Regions from separate parts of the Homo sapiens genome. Here region 1 is linked to region 2. The links are chromatin loops, found by intact Hi-C in ENCODE. Cell type or tissue: PC-3. All regions are shown on one strand.

Region 1 (5,000 bases), 430 kb before region 2:
TTTATGCCAGTCTTTTGTAAATAGTATCAGATTATTTACAGTCCAATCTGATGATTTCTATACTCCAATCAAAAATATTAATACATTTATATTTCTTGTGATTACTAAAACATACCTACATACATATATATGCATAGATATAATCCATTCCACATATATATGTGTGTGTGTAAAGGAATTCTCCTCCTTTCTAAGGAGGAGAATGGCAATATATGATTAATGAAGACCATTAGCACAAAAGAAGATCAGAAAGAAGAAATAAAAAAGAGAATAAAGAAAAAGCAAGAAAAATAGATCATAGGAAGAGAATTTATATATACACACACACACACACACACACACACACACACACACATACACTCTCTTTGGATATACACACACACATATATATGTATATGTGCAGTAATCTTCTGAATTTATATATATGTAGGTATGTTTTAGTAATCATAAGATTACTACACATATACATATATAGTGTGTGTATGTATATATATCCAAAGGTGATATATATATATATATATATATCTCCATTCTCTTACTATGAACTCTGTATTTTTCTTGCATTTTCTTTATTCCCTTTTTTATTTCTTCTTTCTGATCTCCTTTTGTGTTAATAGTCTTTATTAATCATATATTGCCATTCTCCTCCTTGGAAAGAGACACCCTGAATCTCAATATCTTAGTTCAAATATTGAAACTTTTAGTATTCATCCTTTAATTCTTAATTTTAGTTGTATATGTTTTTATTTCTCAGTTTAGCTCTAATTTTTATAGTTTTGACTACTGCTCACTCTCCCTCTTGGAAATTATCTTCTCATGACTTGTTATATATGTGTGTGTGTGTATATATATGTATACATATACACATATATATGTGTGTCTCTGTGTTTATATATACATATATATGTGTATATATATATATATGTGTATATATATATATATATATATATATATATAGAGAGAGAGAGAGAGAGAGAGAGAGAGAGAGAGAGAAACAGTTATATTTCCCCACCTCCAGTTTTTTATATCTTTCTAATTTCTACCAATAATTCTGGTCATATACCTCTAGTACTGCTACTCTCAATTTTATTATTTTATTCTACATATTGTACATTTGATGGCCTTCATTACTATTCTTTTACTTGACCAAAGTCAGTTTATTTTCAGTCCCTTGGGGAATGCCTCAATATTTCTCATACATCAAAGCACTCTATTTTCTGATTCTGGGCCTGGAGCCCCTCAGTGTGTGATACAGTTTCCTACATTTTTTGCCTGGCATTGAATGTTAGATAGGCAGTCAGAGCCTGTGCTTCCTTTTCACTCAAATCTATCTTTTGGACTCCACCACCAAAAAATGTGCTCTTTCATATATTAACTAGGCTGTCCATGCTATTCAATCCAACCGAAGCTTTCCTGGCAAAAACTGTCTTGGCAGCAATGGACATTTTTTAACTGTGTTTTTTTTCTTTTTTAAACATGTTTCTCTCTTGGTTCCAGTGGCACAACGCTTTGATAGTTTACTTTGACCTCCTGGAATATGCCACCGTGCCTGACGGCCAACAACTCACTTGCCATCACAGTCCTGGGCCGGCAGGTGCTGTAGCTCATGCCTTGAAATTCTAGCACTTAGGGAGGCTGAGGGGGGTGGATCACTTGAGCTCAGGAGTTTGAGACCAGCCTGTGCAATATGGTGAAACTCCATCCCTACAGAAAAAAAAAAAGAAAAAGAACAAATTAGCAGGGCCTGGTGGCGCATGCCTGTAGTCCCAGCTACTTTGGGGACTCTGGTGGGAGGACCGCCTGAGCCCAAGCAGTCAGGGCTGCAGTGAGCTGAGATCGCGCCACTGCACTCCAGCTTGTGTGACAAAGTGAGATCCTGTCTCAAAAATAAAAAAAATCTCCTGGGCCTTTCCTCCTGGCCATTTCTGTAGAGCTGGCCCAACCAGCAATATCATGGAATTTTAGACTTTTCACCTATTAATAGATTTGGCTGAAGCAACACATCACAAAGAGTCCAAAGCACTATGTATTGTATTCCAGCAGTGAGGGCAAGGTATTTCCCTATGGGGTCAACTGTAACCAATGAGAAGCAGGAGATAGGAAGGAGATTGGCACATAATTTCTCTCTAACTTTTCTCCTATTTACCACTATGAGGCCTGAGTGCACCTTGCAGTCTGAGCAGAGATGTTTTCCCTGTGGGCCAAAGAGCACATTTGTGAGCCACCTGTAGAAATGAGTCAGTTCTGGGTCATCTGTCAAATAGCAGGCAGCAAATTCATGCCTCACGATACAATTGTTTGCATTTTCCTTTATCTCACTTTTTGTTTGTCACAACAATGCCCTAAATTCTCACCCACTTTGATGGTTAATATTGAGGGTCGACTTGATTGGATTGAAGGATGCAAAGTATTGATTCTGGGTGTGCCTGTGAGGGTGTTGCCAAAGGAGATTAACATTTGGTCAGTGAACTGGGAAAGGCAGACCCAGCCTCAATCTGGGTGGGCACCATCTAATCAGCTGCCAGCACAGCCAGAACAAAAGCAGGCAGAAGAACGTGGAAGGACTAGACTGGCTTAGCCTCCCAGCTTACATTTTTCTCCCATGCCGGATGCTTCCTGCGCTCGAACATCAGACTCCAGGTTCTTCAGCTTTGGGACTCAGACTGGCTTCCTTACTCCTCAGCTTGCAGATGGCCTATTATGGGACTTCACCTTGTGATTGTGTGAGTTAATACTCCTCCTTAATAAATTCCTCTTTATATCTTTATACCTACATCTATCCTATTAGTTCCATCATTCTAGAGAACCCTAATACACCCCCTAAATAAATTATGAGCCTCTTTATTTTCTTCCATTTCTGTTTTCTAGAGGATAAAAGCTAAGATCTTGTCTTGTTGTAGATCATAATATGATCAAGTATCTAGATATGGCGTCTGGAACATAATAACTACTGTGTTACCTTTTGCTGAATGATTGACTTAATATGTGTTTGGAGGTTAGAGAAATAGGCAAAAAGTTTAAAAAAGCAGCACCTAATATGCCCTTGGATGTTTTTATGAGCTGGCTGCTAACAAGCATGCTAAAATATTGTTTTAGTTAATCTTCATCACAACACTATGAATGTGATTTTTTAAATCTCTGTTTTATGGATGAGAGTTTGGTAGCTTAGAGAGGTTAACGTGACCTACATAAGGCTACACAACTCATGATTGATAGAGTTGGGAATTGTGCACAAGAAATTTCATGTTCTTCTGCTATTTGGTGCTATTTTAGAGGCTTATCTTTATTCCTTATGACTCTGGGTTGGAAATACATGACTGAAAATTTTTCATAGACATTGACACAAAATACTCCCATGGCTTAGAAAAAGTCATTTCTCCCCCTCTGCTGTTCTCTACCACTTAATATGATATATTAAAAGAAGAATCTTTGGAGAAAAGGAGAAATTGCTTGCCATTTACTTACTCTGTGACCTTGGGCAAGTAACTGAGACACCCAGGGCCACTGTTTTCTTAACGCTAACAAGAAGAAAATAAAAACTACCTTAGGAATTTGTTGCCAACGTTTTAATACACATTATAAATCTTCAATAACATCCTACCCTGTTCCTTTATAATGCATTTCTTGGCTTTCTTGAAATAAAGGAAAGTATAATTTTGCTCAATGTGAAATAGAGTTAGAACAAGTTAGAGTGTAACTTAAAACAGTGAATATTTCAAAGGTTATAAATGGCTTTCAAATTCACCACAAGATATATTTTGCCCCAGAATGTTTTAATTTATTTAAAATGTATTTGCATTTCCTCAATGCATGTGTTCATTAAAACCAAATTAAGAAATTTTAAAACTACAGTGCTAAGAACTGATTATTCCAAGTTGAGTAAGGCAATTTTTACTTTGTGAAGTTCAAAGACATGTGCTGAGAAGCTCTGCAGTAAAGTGAAGTGTAACAGATCAGGTATAAGTGGGAAGAATTGTGGAAGCACGAAATGAATTTCAAGTTAAGTAGCAAATCTAACCCCGCTCAGAAATGACTTCCTATCTTTCTGTACCTTGTTTTCTTTCATCCTTCAGCACTGGCTTCAAATCTGCTGACTATGAAATATGTCTGCTGCTTGAGAAACATATGCAATGTTGTTTACTCCTATGATCTTGTGTAATATGCATGATTTCTCCCACTTTTTTATCTTGTTTTTGGCGTGGTTTTAATGGACAGTGTTGTTTTGCTTCAAGCCTCGCTGTCTATGTCACATATGAACAAAAGACATTACAGTTATTTAATTGTGGTTACAAAACATGTATCCCATTCCTTATACTATGTACATTTTCTAGCTCATATTTGTGTCTTCAAAATATATCTGATGGAGAAATAAATGAATGTGTAATTATCCAGTTGTATTATTGTGTGTGCATTTCTTTGTTTTTTCTTACATTTATATCATACTGAAAACACTATTTTACTCTGTCATGTATGGAACACATCAAGGGGTGCTTTGCAACAAAATGTGGGTACAAATAACCCAAAATATTTAGCTGATTTTGTGAGTAAAGAATTTTGGTAGACTTTGCAATGCATTAGAATCTGGGAATAAGGTCTTTTAACCTAGAGCAGATACATGATTCCCATCATGCAACTTGGTAACTGCACCCCTTGCAGCTGACAGGGATTGTTTTTGTGGTACTATAACACATCTACTCCCATTCTCTGGCTGGCCTGAGCCAAATTTACTTTAGTCCCATATGAGCCAATGTTTACTCCTGTGAGTTACATCATAGTTGTTACCACCGTGTGTGGTCTCACTCATTCTCTTCTGCGAAACTCCAAGACACAAATAATTTGAAGATCGGTTCTAATTCACCTTCCTCTATTATCGAAGAGTATTTGTAACTATTGTCCACCTTAATTTTTCCCATTTATTCATGTATTCAATCACATATAATGCACTTACCATGTTCTAGGCACTGTACAGTTCCCTGGAGATACAGCAGTTAGTTAACCAG
Region 2 (5,000 bases):
TCCTCCACAAATATACTGATATTTAGCATTATTATTCTTCAATTAGATTCCAACTTAAGAGATAAACACATATTTTACATTTAGTTCAATCATATTTTCTTTGATTAGAATTTGCATCCATATATTCTGTATATGACTATACTTGTCTATCTATGTATTTATGCATCTATCAATCTATCATCTATCATCTCTCTAGTCTTCATTGCAAAGTGCATGATAATATTTCCCACCCACTTGTATCTTCCACTGCTTTTATTTACTATTGATTTAAATAAACTCTTGCATTAGTGATTAAAACTTTGTATGTCATAAATGTGTCTCTTTTTTTCTCAATTTTTAGTTACCTTTTAATTTTGCTTATTGATTATTATTTAACGCTCAAAGTTAAAATATTTGTTTGGCTAAATCAGTCAACCTTTTCCTTTATAGTTTTTGTGTTTGGTGGTAAAGATGAATTTTAAAGCAAAAGTTTTTCTTTTCGATAAACTTTCATTAAGCACTTACCGTAGCTTAGGAACACAGAGAATCAATTAAGTGCTTGTCCGGCATGCAATTTCAACCAAGTTGTGGAGATAGAAATGCAAATGTACATTCACACAACATTAAGAAATATTTTATCAACAGCAATCTACCAATAAATGCAAATTGATATGGTGCAAATTGAGAACATATGTGCTGAGAATAAAGGAATGTGTAATTGAATGGAACTTCTCAAGGGAGGGAAATTAGAGATAATAAAAATCCAAGGCTTTCAGAATTTTTATGACATCTTTTTGTCAGTGATTCTTCTATGCATCTATGAATTATTCTACTTTGCATATATTTGAAGAAGCTGGATCTTGCTATATACATTTTACATATTTCTTCTAGGACAAGAGGAGTTGAAGTTGATATGTTATAAATGCTTAAGCATAAATGCAATTTTCAGCATTATTTTTCTGGGAAATTGAAAGTGAGACAGGAATGGTTAGGAAATAAGAATTAATTATTTTCTTTACTAGCCATGAATGCACTCTACACCTTCAAATCCAGCTATGCCTTACCACCCTGTTGTCACCTAGTACTTTTGAAGTTTCATTTCAGAAGTAAAGGTATAATAAGAGAGAAAATTATGGAAGTGGTGATAGTATTGTGAGGTTATCAAAGGAATAACAACCACAAAATAAGGAAATAGAACTGCTCATTTTCACTTTCAAATATATACCTAATAATCTAGTTATTATTGGAAGTTTGATGCTCATTTTGAGTACGAATTTAAAAACCTCAGTTTTGGAGAAATATGTTAGTGAAATTTTCTCAATACTTCGTAGTTAAAACTTGATTTTGTTCTAATGCCTTAAAATGACTTCCTGGGAGCTGTTTCTGCTCTCTCTCTCTCTCTCTCTCTCTGCAGTTGTCCTCAACACTCATCACTGATATAAAATGAAAAAAGGAAGAAGTGATGACATTGTAACCATGGTTTTCCCTATAGTTCCTGTGTCTGCTGTGCATTTTACCTTCTAATTTTCCTAGAGTTGGATTTTAAATGATCCAGTTCTAAAGCACAATTTTCACTAGTACTTGAAATATCTCTCTTGAATACTTAACTTCCATATTACTCTGATGAGCAAGACAGGCCATGTTAGGGAAAACCCTCAAGTGAATTCATGTTCCTTTCTTAAACCAAAAAAATTCAAATCACGTTTCCCTTCCTTGGGAGTGAATCTACTCCATACTAAGGTACGTGCAAAGCAGAACTTTTCAAGATAAAAATGTATTCAGAACCCATAAAACTATTTTTTTATATTTATATCTTTTCTTCTTTCTCAAAGTTCATGGTCTACAGTTTTTTTTCTCCTCTTCCCCAAACATACAATGAAAAAGTGAAAAAAGACTTTTGTAACTATGAGGTTGCAAATTCACTGAAGAACCAAGTCATTATTCATTTCAGCATGTCTCTTTCGTGATGACTAATGTATGCAATTCCATCATTACCAATAAACATTGGTCCCATGTTGAATTTTAGTTTTTTATAAGATAGTATGCAACAGTAAAACAATTCTCAGTTAAGGAAACAGAAGACTAACATTCTGAGAAATGAAAATAAATAAATTTTAAGAAAAACCTTCTAATTTTTGAAAGTAATGTTAGTGCAGGATCTGTGTATGAAGTTATAGAATAAACAACACTGGAATTGTTATATAGGGTAGTATACAAATATATAGCCCTTAGGAAAAAAAAATATTCTTGCTCTTGGCTCCTGCTGACTAAACACTATTTGCCATTTTGGTCTTATTTCTGGTAACTAAACTCTTGAAATCAATGGTCCATTTAATTTTAACTCTTTTCTGTTTCTGAAAAACCCTACACCTGCCCACCTACACTGTGTTCTACCTAGCACACTTTTTTGTTTCCCTTTAATTATTTAGTTCCTGCTTAACCTATTAGTTTGGTATTTCAGGATCTTGAGCCTTCGAATCTGGGTCCGTTCCCATTCCCATTGCACCCTCTGGTGGCCATCTCCATATCCATCTTAGTTAATTAAGCCAATTTTGATTAATTCCATACTCTTACACTGGTGGCAGGTTGGTTCAGAAAAAGGCAACTGATGCGATTCTAACCAGTAGAACCAGAAGTAAATTCTACAGGAAGCCGCCTAAGGAAAGTTTTCTTATTCACAAAATAGAGTCACAGGAAACTGTAGTATCTCCTCTATTTTCCAAAATGCACTATTATTATCACTGTTGCTGCTGCTGTTGATGTTGTTTAATTTTGTTTTGTTTGACATAGTTCTGCATCTGCTATTACCATAGTTATAACAGCTTAACATTAAAATTTTTTTAAATGGAAAACAGAGACATGAGAAGAAAGTCTGTTTCTGTTCGCTTTGTGACATCAATGAATCAGCCGGTGTTAGAGGTCAACTTCAGCAGTCATTTTACATTTATTTTGTCCATCCAGAATGTGAATTGCCTTCTATGTTTGCAGACACTTCCGCTTCTTGAAAAACAGCCTGAAACTCGTTATGAAATCTGAAATGCCTTATATTCACTTTCCTACCCCTCCTTGTGTTGGAAGACATTTCCCCATGGATTTCTTGCATTCCTACATAGTCTGAGTACTCTGAGTAAAAGCATTTACGGCCAATCATTGTATATGGAAACATTCCAAAACAGTAAAGTATATTTTTTTGGAGGATTTTTTTTACATCTCAGGATAACAAACATAGAAAATCCTTTCCCTTCTCCCCCAAAGATATTTGCTTATATTCTAGATTAAACCGAATATTCCAGTCTCTCTTTTTCTCTTTGGAGGGGAGGATCGGCAAGACATCAGGGGCCCTACCTAAAATCAGAGTTTCCTAATTTTGAGGATTTTTTTCCTGTGATGTATTCCACTGAATGTACACATAACATCTGGCTCTCATTGTGTTGCCCTGTGTGAACTGATGTACAGAGAACCAACATAAGATAAATGGTCTTTGTTTCTGACTAAGGAGTCATCTGTATTATATTAGCCTGCTAAGGTTATATATTCAACAAAGCAGAACGGATTCAGCATGGCAGCGTGGTCTGTGTTTTCTGTGGCAGACTGACTTGGTAGTTTACAATAGAGTAAAATCACAGATCTTTTACAGTCTTAGTTAGACTTCATACTTAGAACCAGTGTATTGTCACATGACTTTGAATTCAACAATTGGCATCGCTTGCCCTATATTTTCAACTGGAAATATTGATATGAAAAATCAGGTACCATGCTGAAATTATAAACGCATTGGTTGAATTCTCCAGCATCCATCGGTGGTTATGTCTGCAGTGCTGTCTGCCCACACTGTGCCTATGGGCTTTGTCAACCCTGGGGATTCTAGTAAACATAAGTCAGCTCGTGTCATTCCTAAGCTCTTCCCTACCGTAAAAGAATTTGTTATTCTCAGTAACACCTATTGCAGTTTTGTTTATTTCATTGTATAGTTTCTATGTTCCACACTGGAATGCAGTCTACAAAAAGGAAGGGATCGTATATCCCTCTGTCAACACATGATAGACTCTCAAAACTATTTCTGAGGAAATAAATATCAGGAATTTGAAGAAAAACATTATTGACTTTTAACAGTTTTTGAGGAAATTATCTATTGTGAGGAGTGTATAGATACTTTAGCATCTATAAATTAAAATTTTCACTCAAATATCTGAAGAATAAGTAGAAATGTTATTATGAAGAATAAAATATAACAATATAGAGAGTATATAAAAATTTTAGTGCTAAAGTGCCAGTATGATTAGCTGTTGCATTAGTTACCTAGCTGCACATAGATTATTCAAAAACTTAGCATCTTAAAACAGAAAACATTTCATTATCTCACACAGATTTTGTGGTTGGGGAATCCTGAAGTGGCTTAGCAGAGGAATTCTGGCTCCAAATCTCTCATGTGGTTGTCATGATTTGGTTGTGGCTGCTGTCATTTGAAGGCTTGGCTGTGGCTGGAGGATTCGCTTTCATGATGGGCTCACTCCCAGAACTACCAAATTAATCTGCCTGTTGGCAGGAGTACTCACTTTCTCATCATATGGACCTATCCATTGCAGTGTTGCAGTGTTGCAGTAGACTTAATCATAGCAGCAGCGTTCCCCCAAAGGGTGATCTGATAGAACAACGCAATACCAAAATGTCTTGTATGACTTAGCCTTGGAGTCATATTCTGTAATTTCCCTGGTATCATGTTGGTTACACCATTTAGCTTGATTCCACAATGGAAGGGACCTAACCAGGGCCTGACCACCACAAGGTGAGAATGGAGGGGGGCAACAATGGAGGCTGCTTACCACTGCAATAATGCCAGTCTTGGAAGTTCCACCTCCTACCAAGGAAAGCGTGGATCTTACAGGCTCTGTTAAGCATGTTTATATTAATTGACAAAGGGAATGACAAGGACAAGCCAAATAATGAGACTAGTGGATTTAGTTTTGTGGTATTATGTGAGATTTTTAATTTCTCTAGGCATTATTTTTCATTCCTACTTA

The links. Hi-C counts contacts between places; a loop is a spot of excess contacts. Peaks named below come from ENCODE experiments on the same cell type or tissue, not always from the same donor. Only the 100,000 strongest peaks of a DNase experiment are listed, where the experiment ranks them.
Region 1: a loop joins it to region 2, with 8 times the contacts of the local background. A loop is called at or near these places in 3 of 110 quality-filtered maps.

What each region holds. Positions count from the first base shown.
Region 1 is chr21:20,449,037-20,454,036 of GRCh38, forward strand. No RefSeq gene overlaps it. Among named protein-coding and RNA genes, the nearest start is that of LINC02573, 190 kb to the left of the region's middle. In PC-3, no CTCF peak of the experiment used is centred here; a DNase peak (open chromatin) is centred at 2,215.
Region 2 is chr21:20,880,183-20,885,182 of GRCh38, forward strand. No RefSeq gene overlaps it. Among named protein-coding and RNA genes, the nearest start is that of LINC00320, 80 kb to the left of the region's middle. In PC-3, CTCF peaks have their summits at 2,506 (motif pointing left) and 2,711; a DNase peak (open chromatin) is centred at 2,479.